Linked DNA regions of Homo sapiens: region 2 is linked to region 1. Evidence: chromatin loops called from intact Hi-C (ENCODE). Cell type or tissue: MCF 10A. All regions are shown on one strand.

Region 1 (8,000 bases):
AACTTAGCTCGTACAATTTGCCTTGAAGGCGGAAGATTGGTTCCCTGAAATAGCAAAGAATTATATGCTTTAGTTCAGAAAAAAAGTTTTTAAAATAAAGTCTGTTATTACCTCTTCTCCTTTCAAAACAATGGGAAAAAAATCTAGAGCAGAGGTTTCAATTTGTTCAATAATTGTACCTCTGAAAGTTTTTTAAAAACTATAACACCATCATTGTTTTGACTTGAAAAGAAATAACAATGCAAATATTCATTATCACATAAAACATAAAAGACACAGCAAACTGTTGAGTTAATACAATCTCTGCAGAGCGCTATTAGTCAGAGACAGCTGGTCAGCCCAAAACACAAAAACTCAAAAGATCAGATCTTCTTAGGAATTAACATCTTCATTAACCAACAAGAATTTAGTGTGGCAGAGATTACATCCAACAACTGCGTTCTTCATGAGCTGTCCCTTCACTGATACCAAGCTGTGCAAATGTGTGAACTAGTTAGCAACCCCAGAAAGCTCATGCAACTACTCACCACATTTTAACCTTCAACTGACTCACAAACTCAATGTTAAATTAAACTTAGGGGTAACGTAAGCAAGCAAAATAGGACATGAGGAGTCAAATTTGAAATGCAGAGCAAGTAGCAGAAAGGTTATTTAAAATAAATCAATATGGTTAACTGCACAAAATAGCCAAAAAGAAATGCAATTCACTCCAAAAATTTTAAAAGCAAAAACAAATCAAAATGAAAGCTGCATTTCAAGCAAAATTTGCACGTGATTAATTTGCATTAAAAAAATAGTCAATCAAGCGATTTAGTTCAAATTCTTTGGGACATGCATACACTGATTCTCTTATGCAATTCCTACCTGATTTCCAACTGTGGTTTTCTTGTGAACCTGACTGCTCCTCTGCTGAGCACTGAGAAAAGCAAAGGAAAGCAGCACTGAAGAGACACATATAATTTTTTCCTAAACAAGTAACAAATACTAAAATTTATACAGGCTTTAAAAAAAAAATCAATGGAGACAGACCTAATACCAAAATTCCAGGTCAGTTTAATTCTGGAAGCAAAACCAACTCAATGGGACTCCTAATAGCACATAACTCCTAGTAGCATATAAACCAAAAATATAATAACACCACTTAAAGAAAAGCTGCATTGTAACATTAATAACATACGAGTTGACATATTTGCAGTGTCTCACAGGTACAGAGGAGAGTTGTAATGGAAATTAAGTTAATGATTATTGAGTATATGCCATGTTCTAAGTGCTTTATCGATATTAATCATTTTTATTCTCACAGCAACCCCATGAAGCAGTTACGATTATTCTTCTTGTTTCATAGATGAGGAGAGAAGCTAAGTGACTTTCCCAAAATCACTCAGCTAATAAGTGGTAGTACCAAGTAGCATGGCTCCGCATCACAAACTCTTTGTGATATTGTCCAGTCTCACTGCTTTGAATTCCAATATATTCTGACAACTCCTTTAATGCATCTCTGGTTTGGATCTGCCATGTAGATCCAAATATGTATGAGTCCCAACTCTGGACTTATTGATGTTTTTAACAACTTAACCTCATCACTTGGGTATTTAATGGGCATATCATTCTTAATATTTCAAAACTAAACTCCTGAAATCCCCCCTAAAATCTGTTCCACCCACAGTCTTCCTTCCTCCTCTTAACTAATGGCAATTCTATACCATACATTCAAGTTCCTTGGCCAAAATCTTTGTCTCCTCTTTCTCTCACAACCCATATCCGACCATCAGAAAATGCTGTCGACTACTTTCTTATAATAAATTTAACATTTAACCATCTTTTCATCACTTCCATTGGTCCCACCTTGGTCCAAGACACTGCCATCCCTCATCTGGATTACTGTAATCATTTATTCTCTGGTCTCTGCTTCCACACTTGTCTCCCTGAAGTCTATTCTTAACAGACACCAGAGTGATACTTTCAGAAGGACTATGTTAACTCTTCTGCTCGAAACCGTGTACTGCATCAACACCATTCCATTTAATGGTAAAAACCAAAGTCCATACAAGGGTCTACAAGGCCCTACTCAAGCAACCCCCACTACTGCCTCTTTGACTCATCTCCTCCTACCCTTCACCTTGTTCCCTGAAGAGTTCCAGCCACACTGGCATCTGCTCTTTTTCAAACCCACCCAATACACTCCCATTTAGAGCCTTCAGGCAAGCTAGCTCCCTAGGATGTACTTCCCGCTTTCATCTGCATGGTTCCCAACATCTCTTTCAAGTCTTCATTCAAATCCTTCTTTTCAGTTAGGACTACTCTGACCACCCTATTTATAACCGCATCCCTCCCTTCCTCCAAGACTATCATCCCCTTTACCCTGTTTGATTTTTCTGTCTGGCATTTCTCACCTTCCGATACACTACACGGTGTATTTATTTTTTGTGTTTGTCTGCCCTTTTCCATTAGACTGTAAGCTCCTAATGAGCAGGGGTTTGCGTCTGTTTTGTTCACTGCTATATCCCCAGGGCCTGCAAAGGACATGGCACATGGTTGGTTTCATGAAATATCTGTTCGATGAAAAGCCCAATGAAGTTGATGCCATTATAACCCTCATTTTAGACATAAGCACAGAGGGTTAAAAGCCAGAAAGGACTCCAACAACTTAACAACAGAGCCCACACGTTTCATCACTAGGTTACTCTATCCCTCAAAAGGACAAAGGCTTTCTTTTGGTGGATCCATGAATAAACACGTATCAATATAAGAAACACAACTCATTTTGGTTATTCTGGGAAGATCAGCAATACTCAGTATTCTTACAGATTGTTTAATAGTTTATGGAAGCTGTTTTGGAGATCAATGAAATGGTCTAAAATAGAGAAAAGGGAGACTAAAGCTCTCAGTCAACTGTTTAAAGTGATGGGATGTTGTGCTGCAGTAACAAGTTAGAAATCAACACCACACTTAGAACAGCTGATCAAAATAAGTTTTTAATAAACTCCTCTGATACATTTAAGCTGCTTTCCTTCACTCAAACTCATGAAAAAACACTGCATTCAACTGAAGGTGGGCAGGGGGTGGGTGGTGAAAGGCCATACTGTATTTGGTTGCTAAAAATATTTTGTGTATATATTTTTTTCCAATTTAAAATTTGCTAATTTCAACTTCTTCCTTCCTTGTTTTTTATTTTTCCAGCTTTCTGTTAAATGGTTAATCCTCTTAATTACGATGAAATTATTTCCTCTTTAACCATTTCTCTGAACAATCTAAATCTACATTATTCAGGTCTTGTAGGTGAGGCTGTGAAAGAGGTAACCAGGATCCAATGTGCCCACACCGCCCTCTGGCTGCCCTCATGCCCTGGCGCACACAGCGTCTTGAGTAGCACTCTCCTAAGGGCTTCGGATCTCCTCCTTACTTTCTTTTTCCACATTAAATGTCACTTTTCCAGCACCCTCCAGGCTTCCTGCTCTTCCAGGAATGCATGAGAAAACTACTATTATAATGAGATCATGACACCTTCATAGGTTATGTTTATCTCTTCCAAGCACCATAATTGTGTTTTAGGAGTAATGTTTTCACTGAAACACTGACTAGTGGTGAAAACCTGTGATAGACCCACAGGTGCTTCCTTTGAACAAATTATTGTAGACCCTAAAATTATGTATCAGTCCCCTTCAAATCACTTAAGGGAAAAGAAGTTGAATGTAAAGCAAAAGCCGCAAAGATCGTTAATGACTCCTTTGCTACCTTAGGTGAAAAGTTTGATCAAAATGGACTTCAGTCGCTCAGCTATAAAATGTGTATATGTGTGTCATAAAGGAGACAGACAGAAACAGAGACAGAGAGGAGGGCTAGAGGACTAAACAAGTTGTTTCTTAGGTTCCTTTTAGGTCCAATATTCCTTGAGATGCAAAATTACTCTCAGAAGCTTATAAGCTACACTAGATAAAGACAATGTCCATTGACAGTTTCCATCTGTGAAATAATGCATATTTAGGATCTACCACTTGTAAGAATATGCCAAAGGAAAAGTAGATTTACTTTATAAGCCAATCTCAAATATTAGAGTTAGAAAAAACACTAAGTTGCCTCTATTTTCCACCTAAAGAATCTTTTTGCAGCAATTGGCCCCATAAACTTAAACATTCTGTTGCTAATGATGTATTTAGCTACTTGAAGTTACTTCAAAAGCAACAACAACAAAAAAAGCTGCCTGCTTAGAATACATTCTTTCTCATAATTCTTCTGCATAATAATTGAACTGAGAGTATTTCAAAACATTTATTTAAAAATATGTTCCTTAAAAAACCTGTAAGGACTTGCAAGTTAACTTGAGCCCTTGGACATGTTCTTGGATATAGTTACTTAACCAATTAACTCTGAAATATTATAAAACATACCTATGTATGGTGTTTTAGTTTAACATAAATCAAAAACTATAGGGCACGAACTCCGTAGCATATAAAAATATGAATAAGGTATAGTTCTTGTTATCAAAAGCCTACAATTTGTCTGGTACAAGTAATGATATGCATACACAAAACAAAAATAACAAATAAAAAATAAAATCCATATTAATAAACATGTGAGGATGTAATAGAAAGCAAAAACAAAGTGCTTCTGTTTTAAATGTGGGATATAATTACCCATATCTTCTCATATGTGTGTGCGTGTGTGCACGCACATTTGTCGTTTGTCATATAAATTCCTACTACACACAAGTCACTGTGGAAGGCTTTGCCAGAACACTAAAACGTAGAACCAAATTGGTGTATGCTGAGACATAATGATTCTAAAAGTATATAACAAGAAGTTTAAACTTCTATAAAAATAAGAGTACATTAGAAGACAATCAGAGAACCCCTAATGTTATCTCTTGGCTCAAAACTTTTTTGCACAGTGTCCTATCCTTGTCTATGATGTGTGACCATTTATCAAATAAATCCTATACCATTGTAATTTCTCTGAATGTTCAGGGACAAGAAATATAATTTCAGATGATATGATCTGAACTGTTTGTAGCAAACTTGAAAAGAAGATAAACTTTAATAAAGGAAAACAAATGACTACGTTCCAAGAGAATAGACTGGTATTAGCAAAGCCAGGAAGTAGAAAGATGAGGCATATGGGGAAGTTGTGGAGAGTAAAACTATTATGGTAGAATTATCCAATCATAGACTGGGGTTTGTAAGTGATCTTAAAAGCCATCTAGTATAATAACTGTACGTTGGGGCCAGTTATGGAGAATTTGGCTGTTACTCTGAAGGCAGCAGAAAACATTCCATGTTTCTGTGCCAGCAAGTGACATGATCAAGGCAATGTTTTAGTACAAATTAGTTCCCTGAAATGCATAGTATTGACTCAAGCAGAGAAGACAGGAAGCAGTCAGCCCAGACCCCCTGTCTCTGACTATTGGAGTCCTGTCCAGTCTTAAAACTCCAATCAAGCATCATGCCTGAATTATGCCTTTTTAGAAACCTCCAGTTATCTCTCCTTTTCATGCACTCCCAAAGCCTTGGTCTGTGCCTGTATTTTATAAACAAGATTGTAAGTTGGGTTTCCAACAATGCCTGCTCCTTGATAGTCAAGAGCATCAATCTTGGTATTTCTACCTCTCTCATCACTGACATTACCTAGCAGAGGGTTTATGGTAGTATCTTAAGAAATACGTATGGAATTCTGTTTTGATGCCAGGGTTATTTACAACCAGACTATCAATGATCATCTGTACTAGGAAACCTAAATAATTTGAAGAAGCATATCATAGGCATGTGTTAAAGCAAAAGTATGGTACAGTTAGGGATCCCAAAGTGGTCAGACTGGCTGCAGCATGGACTTAGGGAGTAGAGTAGAAAGGAATAGTAACAATAGAATAGGCTGAAGAGGTAAACAAGATACAGATTATAGAGAGCCTTGGAAATTACATTAATAAGTTTAGACTTTATTCTGAAAGTAACAGAGAATCTCAGAAGGAATGAGAAAGAGGATGACAGGGGTACAGAGAGACTGTTGTAGTAACTCAAGTAAGAGAAGACTAACTTTAGTAGTGGCAATGATGATAGAAAGAAATAGATGAATTCAAAAAATATTATGGAGATAGAATCACATGAACTTGGTAAAGATGGATGGAGACAAAGATATGAGGGGAACAAGGAGCAAAGAATAGGACTGGGAGGTGCCATCCACAGAAAGTGGGAACAACATAGAAGTTAAAAATTATAAGAGCAGATGAGGAGTTTAGTTTGGGACTAGAAGGTTGAGGCTTCTCTAGGATATATAAGTAGAGATGTCCAATAGACATCTGAATATGGTACATAGTCCAGTGAAAAGTCTTGAAATGAAGATCTAGATTTGGAGTCATCAGATAAAGTTGGCAACTAAAACCATTGGAGTGGGTAAGATCCATTAGGAATAATGCAGTGAGTGAGAAAGAAGGGGGTCTAGGGTGGAAAATTGATTAAAGAATAGTTCTTAAGCCATGATCAGAAGATGAAGAGCTCCTAAAGACTGAGAAGTGGCTAGAGTGAAAAGAGGAAAACCAGGAGAGAGTGGAAGGTTATTGAAGCAAAGGAACAGATCTCTTCAAGAAGGAGTGATTAACGGTGGTGTCAAATGAAAGGCTCAGAATTGTCCATTGGATTAACTGTTTTGTCCTGGACAAAAGCAGTCTCAGTGGAGTGGAGTGGTAGAAACTAGATTGCAGTGGGCCGAAAAGTGAAAGGAAGATGAAAAAGAGAATGGAACACAGACTAAGGCCACTCAAAGAGGGCTCAGATGCATTAAGGAAATGGAGAGTCCCTTTGAGATGTAGATTCCATAGCAAATATCAGAGTGTGCCTCTACCTCTACCCACATTTCAACTGCTCAACAGCCACATACAGGTAGTAGCTTCTGTACTGAACAGCACAGATTATACGATAGTTCCATCATCTCAGAAACTTCTATTGTGCAACAGTGCTATAGAGTAAAGAAGCTCTTTTAGACTTGTTTAGTAGCAATTAAGAGGCTTCCTTGCTCTTTCTCTCAGTAGCTACCACCATAGGTCACCACTAAGCTGTCAATAAAGTAGGACCCACAGTGAAGGTCCCAGAGCCATCAGCCGGAGTCACTATACTGTAGGGCTCTGCCGTCCAATGCAGTAGCTGGTAGCCAGATTAAAACTTTAATTAGATTGAATTAAATTAAAAATTTATTGCCTTCATTGCACTACCCACATTTCAACTGCTCAATAGCCACATACAGCTAGTGGCTTCTGTATTGAACAGCACAGATTATACAATAGTTCCATCATCTCAGAAAGTTCTATTGTGCAATGGTGCTACAGAGTAAAGCAATTTTAGACTGTTCTTTTATATTATCCAAGAAAGATTATGAACACTTCACAAGAGTCCCAAGAGTGTAACTTATCACAGGTTACACTGTGATAGTCCAGGCTCCGTCCAATCAGACTGAAGCCAAAGGGAGAAGAAACAATGTCCGTTTCTCCTCCAGGATCTTTAATGAAGGCTCAGGCTATTATGCAAGAAAATCTTACAGAACTTGGGAGTCTGCAAAAGAAGAATCACTTACCTCCTAAGATTCATGTTAAGGATGAAGATGAAGTTTAAAATAACATATTTGAGGATGAAAGAGAAAACTGGAAGTCTACTTATTTTTAAAATGGTGCTTGGAACATTGGAATTTATAACTTATTTGAACAGGATATGTGAATGGTATCCTTTCAAGTTGCTCAATCCTGTATTTCTACTTGACAACAATCTCAGTAAGCAACCAAGCATTTAATTCCTAAATTTGCATATAAGTCAAAAAAAGGATCTTTTTATACTCCAATACCTAAGTTTTGATTCCACAAGAGAGAGAACATTCTCATGTAAGATTAGGAACTAGAAACATTATTACAATAGAATATAATTATGCATTAGGGAAAAATAAACTAAGAATGTAAAGGGAAAGACTAAGATTGCTCTGGAATTTAGTGGCAAGGTTGAAATGCACTGCCTTCAGTAAAACGG
Region 2 (8,000 bases), 200 kb before region 1:
ATTTCTATTTGCCTTTATAGCAAAACTCCTTGAGTTATCTTGAATTATTTTTCCATTCTCTCCCTCTTTATTCTTTCCTCAGTCCACCCAAGTGAGGGCTGTAATCCTGCTACTCTATAGATACAGCGCTTTTCACGGTCATGTGATCTACATCTTGCCCAAACAAATTGTCAATTCCCTGTTTTCACATTACTTGGCTTTACTGTAGCATTTGTTGACCACTCCCCCTCTGTCCTCAAACACCTTCTCCTCCAGGCTTCTGTGATATCACACCCGCCTGACTCCCACACTGCTACCTCACTGACTACAGCTTCTTAATCTCTTTTTGTCTCGTCTTCCTCTTAAAGGCCTTTAAATTCTGGGGGTGTCCCAGGGTTCTCTCATGGCCTACTTCACTCTCAATTTCTCCAGTGGTAATCTTCCCAGTATGGTGGCCTTTCATATCATTTAAAGGTGGCTTAGTTCAGATCTCTCCCCTGACCTACAGATTCCCATATCCAAGTCACTATCTTCTCTCATTGGGATGATTATCACAACTTATAACATCTTCTTGATGGTTTTCTTGCTCCACTCGCCACAAAGAAGCCACAGAGATTGTATATTTTATCACCACCCTGTTTACTATCCTCCAGTCACTTCTCACGGCGAGTGGAAAAAGGTCTGGACTTCTTGCCCCCTCATTTTCCTCCTCTGTTTCAAATGTGCATTTTCATTCTTCCCATCCTCATTCTGCTCCAGCCACATTGGCCTTTTTATTTGCAGTTTCTTAAATATGCCAAGCATGTTTCTTCCTTGGGATTTTGCAGGCGCCAATCCTTTTGCTGGAAATGATATTCTATCTCATTCACATTGATAATCCACTAATATCCCCTAGAGAAGCCTCCCCTAACCCCTCTAGCTAAAATCCTGCCACCCTTCACCCATTCTTACTCTTTTCATTATTCCGTTTTCATCATAACAATTATCTGTATGTAAAATTAGGTATGTTAACTATCTGCTGCCTCATCTAACTACAGCACAAGTCCATTGATGGAGCTTTAAATGTTCACCAATATATTCCTAGCATTTATGTTATATAGTAGGTGCTCATTAATATTTGTTGACTGACTAGTCTCACCAGTATTTTCTCAGCATTCAAAGTTCTTCAAAGATTATTGACAATAAATTAATGACACAAAGATCTTACATTATCACAAATTAATCATCAAACCTATGATGTCAATAATATAAATTTAATAAATTAGGACTATAAATTGTCTTTTACCTTACAGATAATATTGCTGATTTCACATATCTACAGTTAAAGAAAACCCAACAGTACAATAAAACTACAAATTATGATAAAAGTTAAATAGGAAAGAACAACAAAACCACTTCAGATAAATTAAAACTCCATGCAAATTTTTGTCAAATAGTAACTCAAAAGTATAATTACACACTGTTTACTAAACAACCTTACACACAGTATTGAAACTTAGAACATGCAACCAAAACTCTATTCAGAGACAAAATCACAATCAGGTACACTTTATTATTAAAAAGAAACAAAAAATAGATTGTCAGCATTAAATTGAGCAAGTTGGAAAATTATAAAACGAAGCAAAGAAGAATATAATATTTTATAAAGTCAAGAATTAATGTGGAGAACCAAATATGTTATTGTTACATTTAGGAGTTTCTTCTCTAATGAATCAGACAATAAAACAGAATTCTGTAATATAAAAGATGAGAAAACAAAATTAGAAATGAGACGACATATAGTTAACAGACAAAAGATTAAATTATCTTAAGAGATTCTAAGTATGCTTTTATGATAGTAAATTTGTATCAATTATGGATGTTACATATAGGAAATATAACACCAAAATAATAAAATCCCATCTGACCAGTATCTACAGGATAAATTGGAAAAAAATTTAAAAATTTTCTCCACAATAGTTCTGGCTTCAGAGAGTTTTATATACCTTTTTCCCTAGATTTTAAGAGTAAGCTTCTTTTATTCAGAACCTCTCAGAAATTATAATAGTCTAATACATATTTTAAATCTCCAAGAAATGAATAGGCTATACAGGACTTCCCAAGCTTACTTCACCTTTGAATCTTTTTTTCCCCCTTGAGCTTCTCCTGGGGCTAGTATTAAAAGGAACAAACTTTTCAATATATCGCTTTAAACCAATCTCACTCATGAATAGAAATGTGAAACTCCTAAAAATATATATTAGGAAACGGAACTTAATGAAAAATTTAAAGACCCAGGCATTACTACCAGCTAGGATTTTTTCCTAAGATAACTTTCTATGAGAAATACTAAGAGACTACTTGCATTTAGTACTATATATAAACTGACCGCTAATAAATGCCAGACATCTCTGAGCTACAGTTGCTCTCTTGATATCTCAGATTTTGAAATCTGGATGTGCTCCCAAATCTTCTCTTCCCCTAAAGTTCCCTCCTACTAGTAAATGGCAGCTTCTTCCAAAGAGATGCTTGTGCCAGATGCCTAGGTGTCATTCACGACATCTCTTTCTCCCCTACCTCATTTCCAATCAGTCAGTTCTGTCAACGTAGCCAGTTAATAGCTCCCATTTATTCCTCTATTCCATCTTTCTAGTCCAGGATGTCATCACCTCTTATCTGTATTACAAAAACCCAACTCCTGCACTTGTTCCTCTCTACTCTCCATTCTGCAGCCAAACTGAACCACATTACTCCCCTTCAGTGGTTCCCTGCTGCATTAAAGACCAACAAAGCAACCCTAACATGGCCTGTAGGATCATAAATGATCTGGCCCCTGATTCTTGCCCATCAGGCTCCAGCTATCAGTTCCATGAACACACAAAGCTTCTCCCTACCTCAGGGTCTTGGCATATGCTGTTCACTCTGCCTGGAACAATCTCCCCTTCTCCCTTCACCTAATCTATTTCTATGCATTCTTCTAGTGTTAGTTTTGACCATTCCCTGAAATCCCCAAATGGACAGGTCACTGTATTATAAATTCTCACAGTAGTTGTAATTAGCAGTTGTGATTAAGTAATTACTGTTTGTTATCAGCCTCTCTCACTATACTGTGAATTCCATGAGAATAGGGGACATGTTCCTCTTAGAACCTAAGCACAGCGCTGGTGTTTGGTAATAATTTGCAATGAATGCATGACAGAATAAAGTGTTCGCCAATGGTTGAATTAGCTTAGTATCCCTCATTTATTTAAAATACTTTTCCTTGGTCAGACACAGTGGCTCATGTAATCCTATCACTTTGGGAGGCTGAGGCAGGAGGATGGCTTGAGCCCAGGAGTTAGAGGCTGCAAATAAGCTGTGATAGTGCCACTGTACCACAGCCTGGCAACAGAGCAAGATCTTGTCTCAAAAAATATATGTGTGTGTGTGTGTGTGTGTGTGTGCATGTGTATATATATATATATTTTATATATATTATAAATACTTTTTTCCTTATCTTTCTATAGCATCCTCAAAGATCAATGCAACAACCATTCAAATTGGAGGTTGACCGTTGCCTGTTGTCTCAAAGTACCATGATTCATTGCCAAAGGGACGAGTTTTTTGGACCTCAGTTGATTTGATATTTGATCTGTTATTTCCTTCTCTTGATATAGCAAAGAGCAAATGATAATAAAACATGAATAGAAAATTAAATAAGAATTAAAAATTTGTAGAAAATATTTTTAAATATAAGAGCATTGCAAAACACATTTACTGTAAGTGCAGCTGCAGAGTCAGCTGAGTCACCACTAGTCCTGACCTTCTCTGGCTGCCAATGGCCATGGTGCCAGGTCCTTGTCAGCATTAATCACAGTAACAAGTAATGAGCTGAAAGTGTGAATTTTGGTTATAACTGTGGGGGTCTTATTTATGGTGAAAAAGGTCATAAAGAAAATAGATTACAATTTAAATGGTAGAAACCTCTCACAATATAGGATGTTTAATATCTAACTATTTTTTCTCATCCCCAAATGCTAAAATAATTTGATGTCATATAAACAAAGAAAATATCTAAACAAAAATAGAAAATGCGGGAGTGATGAGTTAGTGGGAACTTGATCTCCTGGCCTCTTGAAGGGACTTCAGCTCTTGGCCCCTTTTCCTTAGCCTTCATTTTCTTCCCCTCAAAAGAGGAGGACTGGCTGATTTGACTGGTGAGCTATAAAGGAGAAATTGAGCAAGACGTGCCTGCAGGACACAGGCATTTCTCTCCTATTCCAAGATGTTCTGATGAGCTCTGCCCTCTGGTAGAGGTCTGTGGTTGCTCAGCTGTGGTTGTGATTACTGGGAGTTGAAGTATGAGCAAGACATTTGGCCACAGATCTGGATCTATTTGTTTCATGCCTTATCTGTTTGCTTTTTGTGTACTGCTTCTAAAAACAGCAACAGCAACAATTTTAACTAGACAGGGGAAGTAACTGGTATGATTAATTGGCCCCCTAAAACTCCAATAGTGAGGCATGGCTTTGAAAGGAGGGTGATGGTTTTGGTTCCAGATGGATTAAAGAGGAAGCGACAGAAGGCCCTCACAGTGAAAATGCCCAGTAGGCAGTTGGAGATGTGGGGCTGGTGTCTCAGGGTAATAAATAATAACCATGTTGCTTGTGGCTGTGATGCTGGGTGCCATGTGAATTTATTTTATTTTAGTACAACGTATTAGCTTCATTAAACTATTTTCCCATAGGGGGACAAGCCAAACAGCCACAGGTCATGTGTCTACTTGGGCATAACCAATACCAGGCAAATTAGCCAATATTACAATGTCATTTTTAAAAAGTTGTTGTTGCAATCCAAATTTCATTTAGCGCAAAGCAATGAAAGGAGTGGAATGGAATAAAAGGAACTGGTGAAGAAAGCAGAGAGAACCACAATTATTCTCAGTCTGTCTCATTTATTAGGTCAGAATATATGGTAATAGCCTGCTGAAACTCAGCATTTCTGAAATCAGAGGAATAAATAGAGAGAGAGGCCATTGGTCCACCCATGCCATGACTTTTCACATGACAGGAAAAATTGCTGCCCAGTCTGTGCTAGCTTGGCCTCTTCCTTCCATATTTACTATGTATAAAAATTACTCTGTGTGGGATCTTTCATTTGAGTTAATGACTAAATGATAATAGTATATATATATATATATAAATAACTCACTTTAAAAGTTCTAAAAAATAAGATCTTTGAGGAACTATCAATGCAAGGCAAGCAGCATCTTATCCCAGAAGGCATAACGTAGGTCAAGAAGCCAAAAAACAACAATCGTGAAATCATATGGACAGTTGCAGATTCATGTTATCCCACAAACACCCAGAGGGAGTTAGATGCGAGCTCTAAGAGCCTGGGACTGCGTTGGGGCTGTCTGTGTTAGTTTATCAACATTAAGATACTGTGAAACAGAAAAGGGTGGAGGAAAATTTCAGAAGAATGAGAGTGGTAGGATCATGGTGCCAATGGTTTTATGTAATGGTTCCCCACAAAACTCGGCTTTCAAATTATTTCTAAATTATTACCTCTTGGTATTATTATTGTTGTTATTTAAATTCATGTCAAGTCATATCAAAGTGAGTTCCTTGAACTGATTTTGAAAAGTTTTATATGAGCCTTTATTACATGGAAAAATAGGTCTTCATACTACTGCTCTGTCTGAGGCTTCAAAAAGATGTCTTGGATGCATCTGGGAAGTTTGGGCCTTTGCGGATAGGGTTGCCTAAGATGTGCTTGGGCCCAAGATGCTGTGTCCCCTGGCCCCACCCAGGGAAATCACCAACACCACCGCCACCTTCATTCAGACTCTGCAGCACCCCACTGCTAACATTCAGTGAGATTGGGATGGGGTGAGTTTTGCACAAAATTATTCATGGCCCAAAGTCTGGGCCACATAAGTAGTCTTGCTGCAAAAAGTTGGTAAAAACCTGGTCTCCATGAGGCTTGGCTATAGAGTGATTCGTTTGGGGAGGCTGTTTCAGGTGAACTGACAGTTTTTAAAATAATGGATATAACCGACTCTTCAAAGAAAAAATATCATTCTCAATTTTAAAAAATCATGCACTTCAGTGGCAGCCTGTGTTTTGCATGAGTGATATTTCAGCAGACAGATGATGACAGTGCTGGTGATGGTCCTGAGGTGAGGGACTGTATGGCATGCCCTTCATCCCTTTAAGACTTTTCATGCATTGTTGCCTCTATTCCCCTGACTGCTTCACCACCTGGTAAATTTCTACTCACCCTTACAGCCTCAACTGGAATATTCCTTCCTCTGAGTCTAGCCCACTTAGCAATAATTGCATAAATTATTCTCCCTCTGTATTCACTTAATGCCTTACTTATACATCCATTGAGTTGAACCATAACTCCCTTCTATTTGTGGGATTTATTGTCCTCAGAGGTGGTAAAAGTATAAACAATTTAGAGTTGATTTACATAAAAATCATGGATAAGAGAACCGTAATGGACTAGTAAAAACGGTAGCAATTTTTAGGCATATCTTCAACCTGAAAGTTTCTATTAAGGGAGACTTCCATGCCAAGTGTCTCTGTAGAAGAAAATGGAAGGACAAATGAATTATGTAACTGATTACATGAAAAGTCATTCTGTATAATGTTCCTATGGTATTCATTTCTTGATTTATTTGTTTGATAAACATGTCTTGAGAAGCTATGTGCCAGGCATTGTGCTAGGCCCTTAGGGGTACATAGCGATGAACAGAGATAAGGTTGCTATTCTCATGAAGCTTATATTCTGGCATTACAGAGAGAAAAAAAAGGATGGTAAATGGATTGCTAAGAAGGACACTAACAACCATTTATTCAGATTTCACTGTCAAGGTACCAAGTAAATCTCAATATCCCAATGACATTTTCCTCTTTCCCCTAAAAACAAAACAAAAAACAGACATCTGTTTTATTCCAGTAAGTTTCATCATTTTAACAATTACTCAAAAGGCTGAAAATAATTCATAACCCAGATAAAGAAAATATTTACAAAGCTCCTAGTGGTTTTTAAAAATTGTTGTTTAAAAATGTACTCTACAAAGGGGTCTTTGACCAGATGGCTGTTTCAAAGAACAATGATTTCATGTTTTAAAACTAACTTTAAAATGGAGGTGTCTTTGCCTTCCAGGAAAACGTAGCAGCTGTGAGATTATTTCACTTCTTTTTCTTCCACATTTTCCTGGATTTAATTGTAAGCAAAAACAATATATAAAAGAGAAAATTGTAGCAACACAGAACAAAACCTATTGCAAAACAAGCAATTGCACATTTTTAACCACAACGAAAACCCAAAGGCAACCTTTTATAAAAACTTAGCTGAGGAAGGAGACAACATAGCACTTTCCTAGGGAAATCTGCCTCTTCCCTGCTAAATTTAGAATATAACCCTCTTACATCTCAATAAAATCAACATTGACTTGGTTTTCTTTCTTTCTTTCTTTTTTTTTTTTTTTTTTTTTTTTGAGATGGAGTCTCACTCTATCACCCAGGCTGGAGTGCAGTGGCATGATCTCAGCTCACTGCAACCTCCGCCTCCTGGTTTCAAGCGATTTTCCTGCCTCAGCCTCCCGGGTAGCTGGGACTACAAGTGCCTGCCACCACGCCTGCCTAATTTTTGCATTTTTAGTAGAGACGGCGTTTCAGCATCTTGGCCAGGATGGTCTTGATCTCTTGACCTCATGATCTGCCCACCTTGGCCTCCCAAAGTGATGGGATTACAGGTGTGAGCCACCATGCCCAGCCTGACTTGGTTTTCTATAGGAATGAATATACTTGAGGAATGACTGAAAAGGCTTCAGGAAATGGCAATGGAGAAATTAGCCACAAGAAAGAATATAAGGTAACTGCTGTCTTGTGCCCTGTGTTGGTCAAGTCCTGCCAACCACTGTGTCCAGTTCTAGGAACTAAATAAAGAGGTGGGGCACAGTGGGAAGGAGCTGGAGAAAGCCTCCAAAGTGACTAAAGAGAAGAGAGATGAGGCTAAAAGGCCAAGGGAAGATATCTGCAAGATGACAG

What was found. Hi-C counts contacts between places; a loop is a spot of excess contacts. Peaks named below come from ENCODE experiments on the same cell type or tissue, not always from the same donor. Only the 100,000 strongest peaks of a DNase experiment are listed, where the experiment ranks them.
Region 2: a loop joins it to region 1, with 11 times the contacts of the local background. A loop is called at or near these places in 4 of 110 quality-filtered maps.

Annotation. Positions count from the first base shown.
Region 1 is chr1:172,085,740-172,093,739 of GRCh38, reverse strand. DNM3 (dynamin 3) reads right to left here. Exons shown (of 21, transcript NM_015569.5): 13 at 865-916. Among named protein-coding and RNA genes, the nearest start is that of MIR3120, 49 kb to the left of the region's middle. In MCF 10A, a CTCF peak has its summit at 3,329; a DNase peak (open chromatin) is centred at 3,339.
Region 2 is chr1:172,283,207-172,291,206 of GRCh38, reverse strand. All of the region lies in intron 15 of DNM3 (dynamin 3), which reads right to left. Among named protein-coding and RNA genes, the nearest start is that of C1orf105, 130 kb to the left of the region's middle. In MCF 10A, no CTCF peak of the experiment used is centred here; DNase peaks (open chromatin) are centred at 3,766 and 4,226.